Regions from separate parts of the Homo sapiens genome. Here region 1 is linked to region 2. The links are chromatin loops, found by intact Hi-C in ENCODE. Cell type or tissue: mammary epithelial cell. All regions are shown on one strand. Links, peaks and the distances in the headings refer to the core of each region. The heading gives the core; the rest is flanking DNA. Region 1 overlaps SCN11A (sodium voltage-gated channel alpha subunit 11). Region 2 has its middle 8.4 kb from the start of CX3CR1.

The links. Peaks named below come from ENCODE experiments on the same cell type or tissue, not always from the same donor. Only the 100,000 strongest peaks of a DNase experiment are listed, where the experiment ranks them.
Region 1: a loop joins it to region 2, with 12 times the contacts of the local background. A loop is called at or near these places in 7 of 110 quality-filtered maps.

What each region holds. Positions count from the first base shown.
Region 1 is chr3:38,998,498-39,001,301 of GRCh38, reverse strand. The region is part of intron 2 of SCN11A (sodium voltage-gated channel alpha subunit 11); the gene reads left to right. Among named protein-coding and RNA genes, the nearest start is that of SCN11A, 52 kb to the left of the region's middle. In mammary epithelial cell, for the core only: a CTCF peak has its summit at 1,137; a DNase peak (open chromatin) is centred at 1,051.
Region 2 is chr3:39,287,082-39,289,885 of GRCh38, reverse strand. It overlaps a transcript of CX3CR1 not described here and the pseudogene ADAD1P1. Among named protein-coding and RNA genes, the nearest start is that of CX3CR1, 8.4 kb to the right of the region's middle. In mammary epithelial cell, for the core only: a CTCF peak has its summit at 1,369 (motif pointing right); a DNase peak (open chromatin) is centred at 1,335.

The DNA of each region.
Region 1 (2,804 bases), core at 24-2,523, 290 kb after region 2:
CTGGGGACTGGAGAGAATGGAGATCAGCTTTGTAACGGATATGGAGTTTTTTTTGAGGGGTGATGAAAATGTTCTGGAATTATAAAGTGGTGATGGTTGCACAATATTGTGAATATATCAAAAGCCACTGAATTGTACACTTTCAGATGGTTAAAATGGTGAATTTTACCTCACTAAAAAAATGAGTTTAGGAGGTTAATGTAACCTTGGTGAAACCAAGAACCATTTGGCATAATCGTGGATTTTGTTTTTGTTTTTGTTTTTTGAGACAGAGTCTTGCTCTGTCACTCAGGCTGGAGTGCAGTAGCATGATCATGGCTCACTGCAACCTCTGCCTCCCAGGTTCAAGCAATTCTCATGCCTCAGCCACCTGAGTAGCTGGGATTGTAGGCGCACACCACCATGCCCAGCTATTTTTTGTATTTTCAGTAGAGACAAGGTTTCGCCATGTTACTCAGGCTGGTCTCAAACTCCTGGCCTCAAGTGATCCACCCGCCTTGGCCTCCCAAAGTGCTGAAATTACAGGAGTGAGCCACTGCACCCAGCCAATCACGGTATTTAAAAAAATTAATTTAATAAATGTTCAGTGATTATCTTCAACGTGCTAGGTAGTGAATGAAATACATGCTAATAAGATCAAACCGTAACAGTTGCACCCCAAAATCTTGAGTTTAGAGGAAGAAAGGACTATTAAATAATTAAGTTGCATGTGGTAAATGTAACAGAACTGAGTAAAACTTGATCTAAAAGCACAGAAGAAAGTAAGAACAAGTTTGGGGAGGGGGGAGTTGAGAACGCCCTTCTAGAGGGTATATTTGAATTTGATTTTTAAGAACAGTTTGCTGATTGAGTGGAAGAGAAGCTGGAGAGTAGGTCAACAATGTAAAGAACATGTGCAAAGTCAGGAGATGAAAGAACAAGCCTTATTCCAAGAGTGAATCATCATGCATACCTTGAGGACTTGTAAAACCAAGCTCTACCCAGTCCACACCAACCCAGACACAAATCAAAGACTTCCGAACAGACTCCCAACAGGGGGAAAGGATTTTAAGTCTTGTCAGCTCTTACAAAGCTAAGCTAAGCCATCCAAGTCACAGACTACATGCAATGTATTGCCCCCTAGAGTTGGTTATGATGTTAACAAACATCAAATTGGAAATGAAGTTTAAAGTCACTAGATGGCAGTAGCTACAAAGCAGATATTTGTGTTACTTTATCTTTTCAGTATTCTAGCTTCAGGTGTTGACCACATTTTAGGGCTCAAACCTACAGGAGCTGAGAGCCAAGCCTGAGGGGGTATTGGTCAGTTCCTCAGCCAGCATGCATAGGTTACAGCTGATCACCTTTCCAGGTGCTATATCCATCATCACACTTCTTCCAATTAGTACTTTCACCAAGAACCTGCAATGCTAATTCCTGTTTTTGAGTGCAGGGGAACCTCATTTTCAGAGTATTTACTATTGGAGTACCTATAATTATAAGTTGGGAAGCAAAGGTCATCCCAACACGAAATGTTCACTAACAGAACCTTATAAAGCTAGTCTCCACTCACACCTCCCTCTGGCTTAACACTGGCATCTACTCCCACCCACTATTATTGTCAGGTGTTTTTACTGTGATTATTATGCTGACAAATTGCAAGGTGAAACTGCCAATCTCACAAACATGAAGGATTTCACTAAGATAATGAAAGCAATGGAGGAGGACTGATGGAATAATTATTAGAATGCCTCCAAGAAATGAGGGTCTGGCAGAGTTTGATTACAATTGAAGAAGAGAAAATTAACAAAGATGATGACATAATAGAGTCTTCAAAAGGGGATAATTAGAAATTCAAAGGGTTAGGAGAGGTCCTGGAGAAAAGTGAAGTCCTTGATTATTTTGCAAAATTTACCTTCTTTAAAATCTTGATATGAAGGTCAAATGAGAAATGATGGATGCCATATTTTGCCACCTTACAATTTTGTTTTTTAGAAAAAAAGCACACCAAAATGAGTCTTGATTCAACTTCCTGTCCTAAGAATTCGTCTATAGTTGCAATGATAATCAAAAGTGGTTACATGTAAAAGAAAACAAATGTAGTATTATAATTTTTAGTTCTTTTAAAGCTAAAGCTTCAATCCACACTCTCCCTTACCTCCATTATTTGCTGTAAAATGTTGCTTCCCATTTAAGTGGATTCATGTTAAGTAGACTTTTCCCAGGAATAATTATCCTTAAATAGGCTTTTTTAAAATTATTATTATTATACTTTAAGTTTTAGGGTACATGTGCACAACGTGCAGGTTAGTTACATATGTATACATGTGCCATGCTGGTGTGCTGCACCCATTAACTCGTCATTTAACATTAGGTATATCTCCTAATGCTATCCCTCCCCCCTCCCCCCACCCCACAACAGGCCCCGGTGTGTGATGTTTCCCTTCCTGTGTCCATGTGTTCTCATTGTTCAATTCCCACCTATGAGTGAGAACATGTGGTGTTTGGTTTTTTGTCCTTGTGATAGTTTGCTGAGAATGATGGTTTCCAGCTTCATCCATGTCCCTACAAAGGACATGAACTCATCAGTTTTTATGGCTGCATAGTATTCCATGGTGTATATGTGCCACATTTTCTTAATCCAGTCTATCATTGTTGGACATTTGGGTTGGTTCCAAGTCTTTGCTATTGTGAATAGTGTCGCAATAAACATATGTGTGCATGTGTCTTTATAGCAGTATGATTTATAATCCTTTGGGTATATACCCAGTAATGGATGACTGGGTCAAATGGTATTTCTAGTTGTAGATCCCTGAGGAATCACC
Region 2 (2,804 bases), core at 221-2,720:
CAGGCTTGATTTCTCCTGAGGCCTCACTCCTTGGCTTGCAGATGCCGCCTCCTTTCTCTGTGCACATACATCCCTGGTGTCTCTCTCTTCTGATAAGGACACCAGTCCTGTTGGATTAGGGTCCCACTCTTATAACCTCACTTAACCTTAATGACCTCCTTAGAGGCCTCATCCCCAAATATAGTCATATTGTGGGTTAGGGCTTCAAAATATGAATGGGAGTTGGGGGAAACATAATTCAGTCCATATACTTGGATTTTAATTTTTTTCTAAGAATAGTTAAAAGGCCATTCAGGAGAGGAGAGGGACAAGATTGCCCACCAGTTTCAAGTAGAAAAGGGAGTTGTCACTCAGAAATTTTTGCCAAGCAAGTGGAGTAAGAGGGAACCAGGACCAGAAACAGTGCAATGAGTTCTGAAGGGACAGCTGCGCTTCAGCAAAGCTCCAGAGAGCCCAGAAGGAGGCTACTCTGAGAGGCTCCACTAATGAGTGAGGCTCTTCTACCCTCTTGACCCTTTGTACAACTTGGTCCCTCTCCTGGCACATCCTGCCCAGGTGAATGCATCCACCAAGACTCTTAGGAAGAGATTGCTCCTTCTTTGTATCCCCGGAACACAGATTTCTATTACCCTCATTACCCTACTCAGAGCACCATATGAAGTGCTTTACACATGTCACCATTAATCCTCATGCCGACTTTGCCATATAAGTTTACCCTGATTTTTTTTTTTTTTAGATGGAGTCTCACTCATTGCCCAGGCTGGAGTGCAGTGGTGCGATCTCAGCTCACTGCAACCTCCACCTCCCGGGTTCAAGTGATTCTCCTGCCTCAGCCTCCTGAGTAGCTGGGATTACAGATGCACGCCACCATGCCTGGCTAATTTTTGTACTTTTAGTAGAGATGTGTTGGTCAGGCTGGTCTCGAACTCCTGACCTCAGGTGATCCGCCCGCCTCGACCTCCCAAAGTGCTGGGATTACAGGCATGAGCCACTGTGCCCGGCCTGCCCTGATTTTAACAATAAGGAAATTCAGGCTTAGAGAAATATCTCGCCCTAAGCCACACAGCTTGAGAGTAGCAGGGTCAGGATTTGAACCAGGAGAGTGGGATTCCAGGTAATTGTGGGCCGGCTGGCTCATCACAAAACTGTAACCCAAAGGCTTGCCAGATTTGCCTGCACACACCACTTCCTCTGGGGAAATGCAGCTACCACAGATGACTGTCAGCAAAGCCAAGTGTTTTGAGTAAAACCAATGAACCAGAGGGGAGCTCTGAAGCCAAAGGGCTGCCCACCAGGTGGGGCCATCTCTGCTGATTGGCTGCTCCGCCTGCTGCTCCTGGACCTGGGGGTTGCTGGTGAGAGCCAGAGACACCAGGAGGGGGAGACAGAGCTCAGGGGATAGAGGCAAGGCAGCTCACTCCTGTATCTGATGACTGTAGATTACCTTAAGTTTCCTGAGCTACCTGGAAGAGTGGAAGCCAAAGCGAGACCATTAAGGGAAAGGGTAGAGACCCTGCCCTATTCATCTTTGTATCCTTAACAAACAGCCCTGAGCAGAAGGTAGGCAGGCAACATGTGCTTTCTAAATACCTGGCAAGTGAGTGAGCAAGGGTCAGGTTGGAGATGCATTGCTTGTGTACAAAAGTGTGACACATAATAGCGGCAATTACCAATAACTATTAAGCAGTATATGGGGCAAGTGATGGTTCATTTGGGAATAAAGAGGCACTTTTGTTTTAGTCTGCAATGAGCCTTTTAGGACTTCTGCCTCAACATACTGAGGTTTAAAAATAATTCAACCCAAGCTAGGTTCCCAGAGAATGACAGACACATTTTCACATATGAATCACAGATGGATTTCACTTATTTAAAACACACACACACACACACACACACATTAAATCATCTCTCTCACACACACACATACGTGAGCTTTTGAATATGACAACTGTTGCTTAATTCACATCCTAAGTTGCTTCCTTTGGTGAAATGTCACCATCCAGGAATTATAGCCATGTTGCCGAATGTGTGATTTCAACAAACATCAGCTTCTTCCTGGGACCCAGACATACACTTAAGCTATAGAATATGTACTGGCTTCAAGGAAATATACCTCTCAGCCTCTTTTGCATGTGGGTAAAATTAACTCAACATTGTAGATTTACAAAATCTTGATCATTGATCTAAAACACTTTTGAAAGGAGAATACGTGAACCTTCCATTTGACCCATTCAAATTATTGAAATATATACCTCCTTGTGCCCAATTCAGTTTCAAGGATATTCCAAATTTGTCGAAAATAAATGTGCTGAAGGCACTAAAACAATCTGAAGTCCGTTTACCAAGCAGAGTGTCAGAAACTTTGGAGTGAGCATGGCATCTCCATTTGGCTCTTTCTAAATTGAAATGTTACTGCAGGTTCCATCACCAAGTGTATTGACCGAGTGAAATGACTCAGCACTGCTTGCTGGACACCAAACACTCCCTCCTGGCCAAACGGTCACTTGAGGACCTACCACCTGCTCTACCAACTACATCTGCACGACAGTAAACAGCAAAATAAATACCTTCTACAGCCACATATAGATTAGGTCTTCATTACCTTAAACATAGATAAAACTGTGAGTGTGATTTATATAGACAAGAGTCTTTTGGCAGCTAGATCAAGCAGAAATAAATATTGATATTTTGTTTTAGAGTCAAGGAGATTAGAAGCTGGCTCTGAATAAAATACAGATTGTTTTACTTAGCACAGCCATTTTGTTGTTGTTATAAAAGAATAGAGATGGACAAAAGTACCTAAG